2 separate regions of the Homo sapiens genome follow, and region 2 is linked to region 1. Evidence: read pairs that join two places in POLR2A ChIA-PET (ENCODE). Cell type or tissue: IMR-90. All regions are shown on one strand. Region 1 overlaps MICAL2 (microtubule associated monooxygenase, calponin and LIM domain containing 2). Region 2 overlaps TEAD1 (TEA domain transcription factor 1).

What was found. ChIA-PET counts read pairs that join two places held together with the same protein. Peaks named below come from ENCODE experiments on the same cell type or tissue, not always from the same donor. Only the 100,000 strongest peaks of a DNase experiment are listed, where the experiment ranks them.
Region 2: POLR2A ChIA-PET joins it to region 1 with 7 read pairs; 1 of 35 experiments calls an interaction of 5 or more read pairs at or near these places.

Annotation. Positions count from the first base shown.
Region 1 is chr11:12,184,820-12,187,319 of GRCh38, reverse strand. The region is part of intron 3 of MICAL2 (microtubule associated monooxygenase, calponin and LIM domain containing 2); the gene reads right to left. Among named protein-coding and RNA genes, the nearest start is that of MIR6124, 22 kb to the right of the region's middle. In IMR-90, no CTCF peak of the experiment used is centred here; a DNase peak (open chromatin) is centred at 1,179; H3K27ac peaks cover 1,479 bases.
Region 2 is chr11:12,786,538-12,789,037 of GRCh38, reverse strand. The region is part of intron 3 of TEAD1 (TEA domain transcription factor 1); the gene reads right to left. Among named protein-coding and RNA genes, the nearest start is that of TEAD1, 110 kb to the right of the region's middle. RefSeq lists enhancers at 345-852, 853-1,360. In IMR-90, no CTCF peak of the experiment used is centred here; a DNase peak (open chromatin) is centred at 997; H3K27ac peaks cover 349 bases.

The DNA of each region.
Region 1 (2,500 bases):
ACAAATAAAGCAATCTTAGAGATGTTCTCCCTTGACTATGAAACCATTTAATGAATTCATGTTTGATGTAAGGAACAAGAAACATAAAATACAGTTAAAAACCAGTCAGCTCCATGGGATTACAGAGGAGGGAAGAAGAGAAAGAAAAGATGAATGAGGGCAGGAAGAGGACAGAGGAGGACACAAAGGAAGAGGAAGAGGCAGAGCCCCACACGGGGAGAGAGCAGAGGGGACACAGGATCAGAGTCCTCGCTGGAGCCTCAGGCAGAAAGCACACCGCTGCTCTAATTCATGGAGGGAAATCCTATTCACCACTCAGGGACTACACTCAAGAATTAGCACAGTCGGGGACAGGGACACAGGCAGATCACCTTGAGAACCAGGTGTAGGAGGGCAGATGGGTACACAGCCCAGCTGCTCATGGGCCCGTGGGCCTCAGCCTCCCCATCTGGCTTCAGGAAGAGACAGCTCTGTATCCTCTGAGCTGGCAGCATCTGAAGGGGACCTCCCTGCCGCTGATGTCTGGGGTCCCCACCACCTGTGCTGGGCACCCTTGAATGGCCCAATATGTTCAGAGTCAACTCAGCTCCCACTCTCTGCACTCCCAGTAGGCTCTTGAGCCCGTAAGAGGCAAACCTTCCCTGGGTCCATCTCTCCTATTGTCCTTGTTTTGCAGCTGGGTAAACTGAGGCCCAGAGACTGGAAGCCTGCCTGTGTTATTTCCACTATACTACAGGCAAAATGAAGAGACCATGCATCTTTAAAAAAAAAATCTTTTTTTAAAAATTGTCTAGGCGCCCTCAAATCGTGGGATAAATAATCTTAAAGGGGAAGGTCACATATAGTATTTATATACACATACAGTGCATGTGGAAAGGGCTTTGTAAATTATGATGCCTTTTACAAATGATAGTTGTCATTAAATTTACTCTAAACAGAGAACTCACTGTCCTCTACACAAGTTTATGGACCTACTTTTAAAGGGTCTAAGGCCCACTTTGAACTTTGAGAGTTCCTTCTAGCCTGTTATTCAGTCAAACCAAAAAAAGAAAAAAAAAGAAAAAAACTCCCCCAAGCCATGTCTAACCTTTGCTTCATTCCTATTCCTGCGTAGGCAAGATCTTGTTTGTTTTCCAAAACCCACTTCTTAAGCACTGGAGAGCTCTCAGCCACTTCCCACAAGTTTCCAGCAAAAGTGCAGGCGCCAGTTAATCCTGTAACGGAAGACCTCCCCCTGCAGCTGGCAAGAGGGCTGTCATCTCCCTGCCTAAGTGGAGAGGAAATGCTCGCCAGTGCCCAGAGCTGGGGCTCCATCAGAGCTACTGGGCCAACCCTCTAGTTCCATGACTCCTTTGCTGAGCACCTGCTATGTGCCTGGGAAGCACATCATATGTAGCAAAGAGAGTTTCAAAGCCTCGGCAGTATTTTGAAAACATGATCGCAGGCTGGCGTTGGGATTCAATTTGAAGCAGTTTATAGGAAGCATGACAGAGTACAAAAGGGTCACTTTGGCTTCCTCCAGGCCTCCAGAGATCCTGGATCTTCTTTTTTACACACTGTATATGGGTTTGGACGTCTTTATTGCCTCTGCTGGGAGAGCTGAGCAGTGCGGAGTACCGTACAAAGAACACTAAGAACTAGGGCTGAACAGAGAACTAAGAATTAAACACTGAAATTCTCCTCCCCTTTAGGTACCTGGTCTCCTCCAGCCACAGTCTGCTCATCCATGAAATGGTAACAGTAACACCTAACACACATCAGAGACTTGCTAGGAAGCTCAGTTTCCAGCCCCAGGCAATACAGCAAGTGACGGCTTTGAGATGGGTAGATCCTGTCATGGGGATGGGAAGGAAGCACGAGTGGCTTGGATCAAGATGAAAGGATATAAGGAGAGAAGCTTATCTTCTTTGTGGGAAGGCATGATGGAATGGCCAATGTGTATACGTCTTCACAATTCCCTCTAGCACTGAACAACAGTAATGGTTTTTATCCCAGCAGTGCTTATTGAGTGCTTACTGCTTTACCTCCAGCATCTAGAAGAGTGCAGTCATGACTCCACCCATTCATCCACCCATCTACTTACCCACCCATCCAACCATCCATCCTGCCACCCACCCATCCCCCCACCCATCCATCCATCCAGCCACCCACCCATTCATCCACACACCCACCCATCCATCCCCCCACCCACCCACCCACCCACCCACCCACCCACCTATCCATCCCCCCACCCATCCAGTCAGCCTTGCTGAATGAAAGCTAACTGCTATTCTAGGTCTTCTACAAACACCTCATTTGAACAGGAAGAATCTTGGAGAGGGCAGATGGGGACACCCTCCTTGGGCCATCGGCCTTTTCCTAACTCACTAGGCTACATGAAGCCTTGCTTCCTCCCCTCCTGCTATGCAAACTTACAAGGCAGATGATTCAGGAGGCCTGGCTAACTAGAGAGATTCTGAGCACAAGGCAGCTGAGCTGACAGTTCCTTTGAGCAATCTGT
Region 2 (2,500 bases), 600 kb before region 1:
TGGCTCAGGTCTATAATCCCAGCACTTTGGGAGGCCAAGGCAGGAAGATCACTTGAGGCCAGGGGCTTGAGACCAGCGTGGGCAACACAGCCAGGCCCCATCTCTAAACCCCATCTCTTAAAACAAAACAAACCCAAACCCCCAGTTAAATTGGTTTTTAATCCCTGCTTAAGAAAACAGCTAAAATCTCTAGTCTAAAAATAACTTTAAACTGAAATGCCTGCCTTTTAAATTATACACATATAGATGCATTTTAGCACACATTGCATTTTACTCAGTATTTTTTACAGGGATCACCCCTGTAATTCCATATTCTCAGTGCCCAAGGGCGTGATGTTGTACAAGACAGTCCCTTTAAAAAGTCTGCTTTGTTCTTAAATATGGACCACGTCTTACATGCTTCACAACTCTGGTGAAGTAGTACATTTTCATATTTGGAATGTGTACATTATACTTTTTTAAAGGTTTCATTTTTGCTTCTTTTCAAATGAATTTTGTGGATATACCAAAAATTTACAAATCTGTTAATAATATTACCAAAGCTAATTTACCAGTATACTAAGTCAAAAGGCTTGTCAAAGATATTTAGTAAAAGGTGGAAGATTTGGCCAGGCACGGTGGCTCATGCCTGTAATCCTAGCACTTTGGGAGGCCGAGGCGGGCGGATCACCTGAGGTCAGGAGTTCAAGACCAGCCTGGCCAACATGGTGAAACCCCGTCACTACTAAAAATACAAAATTAGGCTGGGCACGGTAGCTCTGTAGTCCCAGCTACTAGAGAGGGTGAGACAGGGGAATTGCTTGAACCCAGGAGGCGGAGGTTGCAGTGAGCCAAGGTCGCGCCACTGCACTCCAGCCTGAGTAACAGAACGAGACTCCGTCCAAAAAAAAAAAAAAAAGACAAAATTAGCTGGGCATGGTGGCGAGTGCCTGTGGTGGTCCCAGCTACTCAGGAAGCTGAAGCAGGAAAATCACCCGAACTCTGGAGGCGGAGGTTGCAGTGAGCTGAGACTGAGTCATTGCACTCCAGCCTGAGCGACAAGAGCAAAACTCCATCTCAAAAAAAAAAAAAAAAAGTGAAAGATTTATACAGTCTGAAGAGAAACCAGAGTATCATTTCAAAGATATCTAGAAAATATTTGCCACTCATTAGAATTATAGCTCTCATCATCAAAACTGGCTGACATTTAAAATAATTTTATTTACTTACAAGCCAAGATTTTATAGCCTCAGTATTTTTCTCCAAAAAACATAATTTTATGAAATTAAGTACATAAATTTATGAAATTAAATGCATATTTAGTTTTTATAATCTTAAACTATAAATGTGAAATATGTTGGCTTTAAGTTTTTAAATCAGACTGCTTTGGTAAAGTAAAGCCGAGAAAGTTCTATATTATATAGCCAGCTCACTCTTCTCTACTTTTAAAGATCAGAAAACAAAGAAATGCTTTCAAGCTCTTTAGCTCTCATGAACAATTTAAATTTAATCTGTGCAACGAAAAACAACTTCCTTCAACACCAATCAAAAAATGATGTATTTTTACCGAATTATCTTCTCAGAAGGCTCTAAAGCTCCAGGTATGTGACACCCACCACACCACTACTCTTTCTCCAAAGCTTAATAGGAACCATTAGGGAACTGTCCCTTAAACCAGGCGCATCATACAATGGTTAGCAAAAAAGAGGTAGATAACTGCAACATATCCTTCCCTTTTTTGAGTAGGAATGTATCCCTTAAATGAGGAAGAAAAAGGCAAAAAGAAATCAAAGATCCTGCAAGGTGATGCTGTGTCCAGGTGGCATGCCCTTTTATTCCAAATGGCATGCAGGTCTCAAATCCCATGGCCCACCCCTGAGGATACGGTGAGAGACCTGGGCCCAGGCTTGCTTTCAGTCTTTCACTACCCAGCAGCCGGTGATCCTTTCAAAACCTAATCAGATCACACTCCCGCTCAGAGTGAAAGCCCATATCCTTACAGAGGGCTATGAGGCTTTGCAAGATCTGAGCTCTGACCTCCATGCTGGATCCTCTTCCCTGCTGACTCCACTCAAGCCACGGAGGCCCACCAGTCCTCAAACACATGAGGCATGCCCGAGCTTTGATGTCTGTGGTGCTCTCTGCCTAGAAGACTCTTCTGCAAATGTCTGTCTGGCTTATCCCCTCAATCCCTCATCTTCTTCAGGTTTGAATCCTCCCTATCTTCCTTCCCTGCTTTATTTTCCTCTTTATCACTTCCACCACCTAACATACTTACATATCTTCCTTATTGTCTATCGCCCCCACTAGAATGTAAGCTCCATGAGTTCACCAACTCTTGTCTGTTGTTGCTCACTGCAATATCCCCAGTGCCTAGAGTGGCATCTGACATATCCTTGGCACTCAATAAGCATCTACTGAATGAAAGAGGCACTGTGAAACCATGCCCCAGAGGTAAGCAAAATCAGGCCAGTCCTTACTAAGTAGAGTTGCTATATAAAATATAACCACGGCATGGGAT